Linked DNA regions of Homo sapiens: region 1 is linked to region 2. A link is a loop called in an ENCODE intact Hi-C map of the cell type or tissue named here. Cell type or tissue: sigmoid colon. All regions are shown on one strand. Each heading gives the region's core, and the rest is flanking DNA. Links, peaks and the distances in the headings are about the cores only.

Region 1 (6,339 bases), core at 468-5,467, 360 kb before region 2:
TGATGCAGTTACCTATTTAATAAGTTCGGTACTCCAAAGAAATAGACAGAGGTGCTTTGGGGTGATAAGCTAAAATACCCTGAATTTCATACCTAAGAGAATTTGAATCTGTTTTTACTCATCTATGGTTACTGTTAACAGAGCAGTAATTTTTTTCCTCTATGACTCTGTACCTTACAGGAACATGGGCTTGAGGTGAGGGGGAGTATCACAGGATTTACTTTATAATTCGTATCAGTCAGGGTATCACAAGGAAGCAGATTGCCACAGCTGGGTAATTTAAGGGGCGTTTAATAAAGGGACTATTTATGAAGGCAGTGTTTAGAATTCCAACCTGGTAATAAGGAAGAGCTGTTACCACTCTTAGCCTGAAGAGGCGGGGAGAGGGGGCGGGGACGGGGGAAGCAATGACCAGAACCGACAAAGGACAGCTGTGTGGAGAGGACTGCCTGATGAAAGGTGAAGTGGCCTTTAGGAGAGAAACACAGCTAACCCACAGCAACCTGACAGAGAGGGAAACAGAAGCATCAATGCCCCAGTTGCACTCTACTTCTGCCCTCCAGTGTCCTGTTGGCAGCTGTCATTGGACAAATGCAAGCAGAAGCCAAAGGGCCAAAGAGCCCATGGATACTGGTTTATCTTTGAGACACAGAGCAGCCTGGAGAAGAGAGAGAAATGTGAATCTGGAGGGGCTGCAGAAGGGGAAGAGGGAGGCTTAGGAAGTTATGATCGTTGAGTGCTTGAAAAGAGCTTAGACAGGCTGTTCTGGTCTCTGCCCCACCATGATCTCACTCACAACCCGACTGCTGGGTGGTCCTTCTCTCCCCCGACTTTTGGCAGGATCTTCTTCACCACTATGAGATGGTCCAGGTCAGATGGGGTGTGACCCTGGTGGCTTTGTCTGTGGACTCTTGGTTCTGAACTTACAGCCGCTGAAGTCATGCTTCTTGCTGCTGCTTTGGGCTATTTTGGCTTTTCCATGGTGCCCTATGTGTTGTTTCTCTTAAGGCCCTGACGATGTTCTTCTGAATCTTCCCTGGGGCCCCATGTGCTTTGAAGGGCCATTGTAGCTGGGGCCCTTCAAACAGGGTGCTCTGCCCCAGGCCTAAGTGCCCTTGGAGGCTCCCATGGCCTGGCCACCCCACAAGAGAGCTCCATGATTCTGCCCTCATTGACCAAGGCCTCATCAGATTGACCTAGCTACTGAGGGAGGGAAGTAGGGACCTGGTGGGAAAAAGGAAAGAAGCAGCCCGGAGGGAAGTGTGGACATGCCTGTGTGGGCCAGCCAAGGGACTGGGAGACAACCAGGTGACACTACCACCCAACCAAGCACCTCCCAGAGTCATTCAGCCTTTCTGAAAGGAAAAACCTTTCCACCCACTCTCATCATATGCAAAATCCTAACACAAAGTATAAAGAAGCAAAGCAAACAGTCAGCAAGAATTCATGACATTATGGATAGGAGGGCTTAAAAAAATCGGTGTCATATAACTGAGTCCTTCCAAAACAGCAGCTCCTAGTCCCTTCCCACTCCACCCATATGATTCTGGTGAGTGTTGCCCATTACTGTGAACTCCACACTCTGGCCAGGGGTATGTATCTCAGGATAAGTCAAAAAGAGTTTTCTGGCCGGGCACTGTGGCTCACGCCTGTAATTCTAGCATTTTGGGAGGCTGAGGTGGCTGGATCATCTGAGGTCGGGAGTTCAAGACTAGCCTGACCAATATGGAGAAACCCCGCCTCTACTAAAAATACAAAATTAGCTTGGCGTGGTGGCGCATGCCTGTAATCCCAGCTACTCGGGAGGCTGAGGCAGGGGACTTGCTTGAGCCCGGGTGGCGGAGGTTGAGGTAAGCTGAGATTGCGCTATTGCACTCCAGCCTGGGCAACAAGAGCGAGACTCCGTCTTCTTTCTTGGGTTTTCCAAACTGGAACTTTTTACAGGATGCTTTTAGTAAGCATCTGACTTGCTCTGCAGAAAAAGCCCATCTTTAGCTGGAAGAACAAAACCAATGTACAGAGGGAAACAAACATGAGAAGTGGAGAGATGAACACAAGAGAGCCCTGATGGCTTCAAGTCCCTGGATCTGGCCATCCTGAAAGATAGCTTGACTCCTGCCCTGTCTTCATTTTGGTCACGTGAGTCAGTTAATTCTCCCTTTTGCCTAAGGCAATTTGAGATGGATTCCTGTCACTCACAACCAAGGGTCTTGTATTGGGAAATCTGTCTTCCTTTAGACTAATAGCTAATTAATATGGTTTTCAAATATTAGCAAGAAATAACATCTAGACACTCGGCTACCTTGGAGAGATCTACCACTACTGAGCCTTGCCTACCTGGGCTGGGCTAGGCTCTACAAAGTACGTAGTGATGGAGGTGATGCTGGATGTGACGTCATAAAGCCAGCCTATGCCAGTGATCACAATATGCAGAATGTGCTCCCGGCTGTGGACGTAGTGATAGGCAGTGCTAAAGACATTAGCAACACCCTGTAGAGACAGAAAATTCAAATAGCCTATTCTTTTTAAAATAGAAAAATAATTAGTAATATAGTAATTGGATTACCTTTACCAGTAATTTAATTACTTCATGATAATCTACTTCCTACAAATTATTCAGCAGTCCTCAAAGGGCAGTGTTCCAGATTCTACTATTAAAAAAAAGGATCATCAAGAAATCAAAGTTATAGGCCAGGTGCCATGGCTCATGCCTGTAATCCCAGCACTTTGGGAGGCCAAGGCAGGGCGGATCACTTGAGGTCAGGAGTCTGAGACCAGCCTGGCCAACATGGTGAAACCCTGTCTCTACTAAAAATACAAATATTAGCTGGGCATGGTGGTGCACACCTGTAATCCCAGCTACTCAGGAGGCTGAGGCAGGACAATTGCTTGAACTCAGGAGGTGGAGGTTGCAGTGAGCTGAGATCGCAACACTGCACTCCAATCTGGGCAACAGAGCAAGTCTCACAAAAAAAAAAAAAAAAAAAAAAGAGGTATAAAGAGAGAGACCCACATACCTTTTTATGCTTTTGATAGTCATCCAGTGAAATTTGTGGTATGTGCTATTAGAGAATAGCATCAAAGGAACAAGATAAACTTTGAAATGAGAAAAAAATGTTAAAAAGCCAAGAACGAATGCCAATCTTAGGCAGGTGGGTAGGAGCTGCCTTGATCGGATGCCAATGTTAATGCCTGCATCTGTGCAGACATGGCCACTATCATCAGATCGACAGTATAGGACATGTTTGGTTCCAAGACCCACAGTGTGCTAGATTACGTAGTCCTCTTACAGGCATAAGGAGACCCTGTTCCACAGAGAAGGGATGGGAAATCTTTAGAACCCATATGTGGGCCTGTTGTCAGGAAACTCTAGGAATCACAAACTCTTCAAAATTATATGCCTTTTATATTAGGACTCAAGGCATCTAAGGGTAACCCAGAAGCCTTTACCTCTAAGGGCTAGAGTGCCAATGTATAATTCATTTTGAAAAGCTCTCTAGCAAGACTATATATACTTCACCTACTGATAACTCCATACTCCTCCATTTTAATATCTTCACATAATTCTTGTGTCAGATGAGAATGAATTTTATTATTGAAAATGTGTCCAGAGAAAGAGGTACTACCACTTTCCTCAACTATCCACCCAATAAATGGGAAGAGAAAGTGAAAAATAATGGTAAATAAACATAAAGAGCCAAAGGCTTACAGGGCAACAAATGATAAGGGCATAGCAAGTTCAAGTTCCTAACTTGCTGCTAGACTCCACAGTTCATTGTCTCCATAAAGGCTTTTGATCTTCCTTTATTGCAAGTTCTATCCATAAATTAAATAAAAATGCTTGTAGAAATGGTCTAGCTATTTCATGATCTTAAAAGTGCCTATCATTTTGTGATCTAATTTAAAAACATGAATACCCAAGAAACATTTAGGCCTTTTTCTTTATTTTTCATCCTCAAAAATTATAACACTGAAATCAAGACCTATGGGGATGCATATCAGAATTAGTACCATTTGTAGAAAGTACAAAAGATTTCTAGATAGATACCACTGTTAGTAAAACACAAATACGTCCCTTCTAAAAGTTCATTCCCGCTTTGTGGGTCTTAATGGTCAATGGTTGGATTTCTGTTCTGTAGCATAAAATTCTATTCCTGTGATTAATGCTATGGGACACATGAGGCTGAGGCATGGATATGTAACTGAGGCTGAAAGTCCTTCCATAAGTAATGGGGAACTTCTCAAAAGACTGAAACATACATTCAGGGAACAGGAGCAAGTATGATGATGTTATCTGTATACACAGCTTTACTCTCATCGGATTTCAGGTTTCACTCTTTAAAAAGTATTAGAAAGAGAGGCCATCCTACCATCGCTCTTGAAGACTTCTATGACTTACCTGATAGAATCTGATCTCATGAGGTAGAAAGATGTTTATTTCGTGGGGATCTCTAAGGGTATCAACAGCCAAGACCCCAAAGATCCTCATATATGCATCTTGAAGAGGCAGAGCCAGGAATGAACCATTATAATCATGCTTATTACGGGACTGGTTCCAGAAGAAGATGTTCCCATGGTACTGAACTTGGGGAACATGGATTGGCTTCCCTTCATCCACTACTGTAAAGCTGAGGAAAAAGAGTATGAGGATGGAAGAAAGGCACAGGGAGAGATTTAGATTAAACCATGGAGGAAACTAGAGCGATTCTCTATTCACAATCTGTGGCATTATATGACCGAGCAGTGGACTCAGATAAGATGACCAGTTTGGAGGTCTGACTTGAGAAAGACTAAAACAAAAACAAAACAAACAAACAAAAAAAAAAAAAACAAGCTTGGATGTGGACATAGAAAACAAATATAAACAGAACTCCAGAGACATAACTTATGGAGCAGGCAGAAATAATTGAGATGATATTGTGACGCAGAGTCCCCATGTGGCGAATCATTACCAAAGAGCGAGCTCTAGAAATAAGTGAAATCATCCAGGACTGGAAGCCATCAGCTTCTACTCCAGAAGCACTGGTGACTTGAGGCACCTCTCTTTTGAGCAGCTAGCTGGGATCTTGATGCCAGTTTACTCAGAAAGGGAATTATTTTTTTAGGAGGGTGAAACCAATCTCTTCAAGAAGTTCTTACCTGATTCCTTTCATGTCCCTGTAGAGCACTCTGTTCAGTACAAATTGAGCATCATCTAAGGTACAAGCCACATTCCTCAATAGAACATTCCCTTTCTCAGGCAGTAGTAGGTTTTCTTCTAAGAGGGAAATGTGAGCACTGATCTTTTTATTTCCATGGGCTTCAGCATCCTACAGCAAAACGTTTCCGACCATGTGTTTGCCAACAGCCAAAGAACTCCCCTAATCATGTCCCCCTTACTAGTTAATTCATGCATCTTGCCCCAGTAGTTTCATTTTCCTGAATAAAGAATGCATATATTACTATTCATGGGCAGTGGGGAAAAGGTTGACAGCATAGCTATCCTGTAAGTCTGAGTTTCAGTGGGTATAACGGGTTTCTTCTATGCCAACTGGACTGGTTTACCAGAAAAGAAAAACAAAACCAAAAAACTCTCAAGTCTACTCAAATTTAGAGGTTTAAAACTTGGATTCCTTTGACCTATGGTCAACTGTCTGTGTTTCTATTGAAAGTGTTGATTTGAGAGAGAGAGAGCTGGGCCAAGAAGTTGCCTTCACTTCACTCATATTTCTTGACCGTCGACTGTGATGTGAAAGTGAAAAAAAATGCTCTCGAGGAACTCTTAACACACTTTGTATATTTGATCTATGTAATTTCAGGAAGGATTTTTTTGTGGCCCAAGATTGCAGACTTTCTGCAACTACTATTTCTGCAACTATAAATTCTCTGTACCTTAAATATTATTATTATGTTATTAACAATATTATGTGTCAATATATACATTAAACATATCCATAAATTGGGGACATGTGAGACACTTTCCTTGATATTTTTCTCCTCTTTCTATATATTTGGGTTTGCTTTCCATGCCCTTTTCTTTTGCCTTTATTCCTTCTTTCCACATACAAGATCTATGGAGTCATTAACAAATATGTAGCGAGATTTCTCTTAGGATACCACAGACCTCTGAAGCAAGTTAGAACAATGCCTCTTCTTCTTGAGTGGTCTTTTGGTCCCGGTGCCCCATTTCCAACTACACTGGAAAATTCGGCCATTCAGGAGATGATTCAATTGAGCAAGTATCGCTATTTAGCTGAGATGACTGGCATAGGTTCCCTGGATTAGTGGAATCTATGATACATGTAGAAGGCGGCTGTGCTGTTTCTGCCTGTGAATAGCAGCAACCTGGGAGTCTCTGAG
Region 2 (6,339 bases), core at 730-5,729:
GTGTATATGTGCCACATTTTCTTTATCCAGTCTATCATTGATGGGCATTTGGGTTGGTTCCAAGTCTTTGCTATTGTAAATGTAGCTGCAGTAAACATACATGTGCATGTGGCATGTGTCTTTATAGTAGAATGATTTAGAATCTTTTGGGTATATACCCAGTAATGGGATTCCCTGGCTTTTTTTTTTTTTTTTTTTTTTGGAGACTGATTCTTGCTGTGTCGCCCAGGCTGGAGTGCAGTGGTGCAATCTTGGCTCACTGCAACCTCGGCGTCCTGGGTTCAAGCAATTCTCCTGCCTCAGCCTCCTGAGTAGCTGGGACTACAGGCACGCACCACCATGCCCGGCTAATTTTTTGTATTTTTAGTAGAGACGGGGTTTCACCATGTTAGCCAGAATGGTCTCGATCTCCTAACCTCGTGATCTGCCCGTCTTGGCCTCCCAGAGTGCTGGGATTACAGGCGTGAGCCACCGTGCCTGGCCGATTCCCTGGCTTTTATAAAAGTTCATTGCTGTATTCCAGTGCCTTGAATGGGACCTGCTACATAATAAGCTCTCAACAAATACCTGTTGAATGAAAATCTGTGATGTATTCTTGAAAAGTTTTCAAACCAAACTGAGTTTCAGAATCAACTAGAACACCTTCAGAAAAAATTAACGGCCAGGCACGGTGGTTCACACCTGTAATCCTAGCACTTTGGGAGGCCGAGGTGGGTGGATTGCCTGAACTCAAGAGTTTGAGACCAGCCTGGGCAACATGGTGAAACCTTGTCTCTACTAAAATACCAAAAATTAGCTGGGCATGGTGGCATGCGCCTGTAATCCCAGCTACTCGGGAGGCAGAGGCAGGAGAATTGCTAGAACCCGTGAGGTGGAGGTTGCAGTGAGCTGAGAATGCACCACTGCACTCCAGCCTGGGCAATGAGCGAGACTCTGTCTCTTTGAAAAAAAAAAAAAAAAAAAAAAAGATTTGGTAATCTGGGTCCTTAGAATAGGGTTTTGTTTTTTTTTTTTTTTTTTGAGACAGAGTTTTGCTCTTGTTGCCCAGGCTGGAGTGCAATGGCACAATCTTGGCTCACTGTAACCTCCGCCTCCCGGGTTCAAGTGATTCCCCTGCCTCAGCCTCCCAGGTAGCTGGGATTACAGGCATGTGCCACCACGCCCGGCTAATTTTGTATTTTTAGTAGAGATGGGGTTTCACCATGTTGGTCAGGCTGGTCTTGAACTCCCGACCTCAGGCCATCCACCCACCTCGGCCTCCCGAAGTGCTGGGATTACAGGTGTGAGCCACCCTGCCCGGCTAGAATAGGTTCTGACATCCACATTTTAAAACCTCAGTTAGATTATATGAGTACAGAAAGAATAGGCACCTTCCTCTGTTTTGCATGTATTACACCTTTGAGTTAAAATCTGTATCTAGTTGATTAAATTATAATTTGGTCTGTTGTAGCTTTTGCTGTCACCAACAGGAAAATGTGGGTCCTGTGAACTATGTGGAATTAACTGACTGAGAATTCAGGAAGAGGAGCTTATATAGGACCTAAGAGAGGCTACTGTGCCTGAACAAGAGATTTCCCACATCTTTTGTAGTCAGTTTGCCCAGAAGGTAGATGTATGGGAGTATCCCATACAATACACCCAACTTCTCAGAAAAGGGAAGTTCAAGACAGAACACCAGATAGAACTTTGCAAGTAAATTTTTCAAGTGGAAGAAGTTCCCCCTAGCATGAGGCCTGATTAAAGGCTGCAAACAAGAACAAATAAGGCCTTTCCTGTGGTTTGTATGACAAATGTGGGCTTTCTCACCTGCCAGAAGAGCTGCCCTACCCCCCACCCCAGAATCACTTTGGTCCTTTATAAAAATTGAAAACACAGAATAATATCATTAAAGAAAATTTTCAAAAAGAGAAAAAATTACCCACAATGTTAAGTTCCTTACTTAGGGCCATTTCCATTCCTGCCATGTTACCTTCCCGTTCTTCACATGTACCAGAGAAGAGGTTTTGTAATATCTTCCATACTTTCTTATCTTCCAAAGTGTTCTTGAGTCTTCAGCTTCCCTATTGCCATTTTCAGATCACATTCATTAAGCACTGTGTATATAGCGTTACACTGGGCACTATATAAAGCAGTGTGAATGGCAATTTCCCTTCATTGCCTTACATGCAAGAGCAAACAATATAGGCCTAGGAGTATTCATTTAACTAAACAGAAATAAAGTTAAACATATATCAAAGCAAGGCAGTAGAGCAGATGAACAACTGTATTGTCTTTGCTTTTACATGAGTTTTCTGTACATGATAAGCTTTTTTTTATTTGGAATTGGAAAATGAAGGGAGGTTTGGGGCCATTTGCATCTCACCCAGATTTTTATACAGTATATTGTACCATATCTCATCTCCCACAGAGATGGGATATCTTGCCCACAGAGATGGGATATCTTGCATAGAGCTAAGTAGTGCTACTGACAGAGAACCTCAGTCACTTAAGTGGAGACATATGGGCAGCTTAAGGTCTCCTTATTTGAGTAGTAGACATTGCCGATGGCAAAGCATTTTGGGAAGAGGGGTAGCTCATAAATGAGGAACTTAATCTAAGAAATTATTTGTTCTTCAGCCCTGTGGCTTCGGATTGTTGGTTTCTTCACGGTTCACTTTCTCTCAGGCTCCACCCCTCTCTCACTGCAGAGAACTTGTTGACAGCAGCTCTACTTTTTCCAGTCTTGCACAAAGGCAGATGTCTGAAAATTTAGCTTACGCAAACCATCTGTGTGCTTGACTCTGTTCCCACGGTGTGTTTTCCTGTACTGCCCCTCCCCACTTTTCGGTCCTTTTTAAAAACTGAAAACACAGTATAATAACATAATTTAAGAAAATTTTCAAAAAGAAAAAAATCACCCACAATATTACTATCCTTATTGATAGCTGTTTTCATTCCTGCCATGTTATCTTCCCGTGCATAGCTTTTTGCGTAATTGTGTCCTTTGTCTTAAGCAGAAGTTCAGATACTTTGTCATTTAGCCACTTCCCTGTTTTTCTCCTGGCATTATCTTTTGGTTTTTGGTCTTGAGTTACTCAAAGGACATTGCAGCTTATCAGTACTCCATCGATGAGTCCTTATTTTTATTTTCCTTTCTGACTTTTGAAACCCAAGTACTCTAGAGTATGGCTGAGATCCAACTTTTTAAAAGTAAGACATATAACATGTGTGAAGGATTTTTTTAATATTTAGAAACTGCTGTTGTAAATTACACTGACTTTTTTTTTTTTTTTTTTGAGATAATGTCCCGTTCTATTGCCCAGGCTGGAGTGCAGTGGCGCGATCTCGGCTCACTACAACCTCCACCTCCCGGGTTCAAGCAGTTCTCTGCCTCAGCCTCCCGAGTAGCTGGGATTACAGGTGCCGGCCACCATGCCCAGCTAATGTTTGTATTTTTAGTAGAGATGGGGTTTCACCATCTTGACTAGGCTGGTCTTGAACTCCTGACCTCGTGATCCACCCTCCTCAGCCTCCCAAAGTGCTGGGATTACAGGCGTGAGCCACTGCATCCGGCCTTACAAATTACATTGACTTTCAAGAAACATTACCCTGCCCACCCAAGGACAGTCTCATTTAGAAAAAAGACATGTCTATACTTTTCTGCCCTTTGTTGAGTTGCAAGCCTCATTTCTTCTAATACCTGACTAATCTTGTTAGTAATAGTGTTTCACTTGTAACTGGTCGTCTCCCTTTTCAGAGCTGTTATGTCTCACCCTTTGTCTTCTTAATGGTGAATAAGGACACATCCATGCCTCCTCATCATTTTCCCTTTCTTGTTTGACAAAAAGAACAAAATGGACCATGTTTCCTTGTTTTGGTAGAAAGTTTGTTATTGAATATCTTCAGCCACCTTCCTTTCAGAAACCGTAATCCCCAATACTTAGACATTTGAAGGGTTGGACCTGTGGTGTCTAGGGTCCCCTGATGACTTAGGAAGTCTGCAGGATTTACATACAGCTTTTCTAGCTGTCTTACTGTGTGAGAAAACAAAAGACCCTCAGAATTCTAGCTTTCCTTCCAATCATTGCAGAGAAATTTTGCCTTTAGTAGTAAAGCCGGTGGTTAAAAGTTTTTCCTTTTTCCCTTGTTTTCCTGGGTCCTGAGTTGCCACTGGGGTAGATTATAGGACCTAGCTCGACCAAAACCTAAAAGCAATCCAGGGAACAAGTGTAGGATTATACTGCAATGTCCGTTCTATGCTGGAGCAAATATATAATGAATCTTAACTTCTTTTCTCTGATACATTTAAAACACATATGAAAGTTAAATTTACTCTTGGATCATTTTGATTAGGTTATTTTCCTCTTTTTCTAAACCCTAACTAAAATGTTTGGAATTATTGTTATTTCACATCCCACTCTAGAGTACTGCAAAATACTACTGTGTGATCTCTTTGTCCCCAGCTCCCCAAGAGCTGTGGATCATTGCGTCTTCATAAATTTACTTTAAAATGTGCATTTAGTGAATTTGAACTGTTAAACATTGGATTGGACATCAAGAAAGCTTAATAAATTAAATTTGCAAGAAACCAGTAGAGTGAATTTTTCATCTGTAATGGTGTTACAATTCTGTAGTGATTCTGTAAGGGGAAAAGACTAGGAAACAGAGAACACTGGATGGGTGAAAAATTGTGAGGTAATTAAGGACAGTGACTTCTACTTGCTTTCTCTTTTCCCTTTTCTTTGACAGGTCCTTAAATTGTCATTTGGACTTTGCCTTTTGCTATTTTTTTCTCTTCCTCCTCCTGTTCCTCCTCCTCCATCATCGTTAATTTTTTTTTTTTAACAAAAGTTAACTGCTTTTGCAAGTGTCAGAACCTAACACTGGCAGCAGTGCCCCTCCTAGATTTCATTTGTGCATTAGTGCATGGCCCAAGGGATCTGTAATATGCATTTAAACAGTTACGAAAAGAAGAATTTGTCCAGGGACTTTAAAAAGTCAGGCAGTCCAGCGATAGTAGAGAAAACCAGGCAGTAGATTTAAAAGAGATTCAACATACTTTACCATGCCTTTCTCTGTTCCCCGTGGTTTAATATTTGGGAATTAGTAACTTTGAGGAACTTTTAAGAGGTCCTACTGGCAATATATTTTTTATGTTCAGCCTAGTAAGGTAGAAAACAACTATAGAAGAGATGGTTTGGTAAGGAAAATTGAGAAACTGTTGTTTTGCAGATGGAGTTCAGTTTTTGTGGCCAATTAATTTTGAGAGTTACTGGTAAGGTTGAAATAAAGTAGCACTGAACTGACTCAATTTTTTAAATAACAAAAAAATTCCTTGGTGTTCTAGTATTTGAGAATTCACTTTTAGAACCCTATTGGTACATTGGTGGATAACACTACAATGGGACTGTGGTGTCCTTGTTGTACAGAACAGGCAAAGAATTCAAAATGCTAGAGAGCCAGGGAGTGATGTTTTAAACAAAAACAACAAAACTTGAAAATAGGCCTGTAGGCCAGGTACAGTGGCTCATGCCTGTAATCCCAGCACTTTAGTAGGCCAAGGCAGGTGAATCACCTGAGGTCAGGAGTTCGAGACCACCCTGGCCAACATGGTGAAACCCCATCTCTACTAAAAAATTACAAAAATTAACTAGGCACAGTGGCAGGTGCCTGTAATCCCAGCTATTTGGGAGGCTGAGGCAGGAGAATCACTTGAACCCAGGAGGCGGAGGTTGCAGTGAGCCGAGACTGTGCCATTGCACTCCAGCCTGGGCAACAAGAGCAAAACTCTGTCTCAAAAAAGAAGAAAAGAAAAGAAGCCTACATTTTGACTCCTGCTCTGTAATTTACTAGTTGTGTAATTGGTAAGTTTAAGCAAGTTACTCTCAAAACCTTTGTTTTCTCATCTGTGAAATGGGAAGAACTTCTGTTCATCAAGTTGTTTTAAGATAGTGGTTGTAAAGTACTAGGCATCATGCCTAACACAGGTGGGTACTCAATAAATGATAGTTACAAAGTCCCCTTTTCTTTTTTTTTTCTTTTTTTTTTTTCTTTTGAGACAGAGTCTTGCTCTGTCAGTTAGGCTGTTAGGCTGGAGTGGCACGATCTTGGCTTACTGCAACCTCCACCTCTCGGGTTCAAGTGATTCTCCTGCCTTAGCCTCCCGAGTAGCTGGGATTACAGGCGTGAGCCACCACACCGGGCCCAAACTCCTCTTTAACTTTATTTCACAGTGCTCAAAGCCAACACCTAACCACTACCATGACCATCACACAACTCCCAAAGAGAACATTGATGGACGTGCCATTGTAACAGATTCTGAGTTTCTACAAATGAAAGTTTCTGAAGTAATGGTGAAGT

What was found. A loop is a pair of places that touch in the nucleus more often than their neighbours do. Peaks named below come from ENCODE experiments on the same cell type or tissue, not always from the same donor. Only the 100,000 strongest peaks of a DNase experiment are listed, where the experiment ranks them.
Region 1: it touches region 2 in a loop (6-fold over the local background); 2 of 110 quality-filtered maps call a loop at or near these places.

Annotation. Positions count from the first base shown.
Region 1 is chr17:30,079,042-30,085,380 of GRCh38, reverse strand. EFCAB5 (EF-hand calcium binding domain 5) reads right to left here. Exons shown (of 23, transcript NM_198529.4): 16 at 5,140-5,309; 17 at 4,400-4,628; 18 at 2,338-2,490. Among named protein-coding and RNA genes, the nearest start is that of NSRP1, 35 kb to the left of the region's middle. In sigmoid colon, for the core only: no CTCF peak of the experiment used is centred there; no DNase peak of the experiment used is centred there; H3K27me3 peaks cover 377 bases.
Region 2 is chr17:29,719,210-29,725,548 of GRCh38, reverse strand. The region is part of intron 3 of SSH2 (slingshot protein phosphatase 2); the gene reads left to right. Among named protein-coding and RNA genes, the nearest start is that of SSH2-AS1, 83 kb to the right of the region's middle. RefSeq lists a silencer at 1,773-1,872. In sigmoid colon, for the core only: no CTCF peak of the experiment used is centred there; a DNase peak (open chromatin) is centred at 2,688; H3K4me3 peaks cover 674 bases; H3K27ac peaks cover 3,764 bases.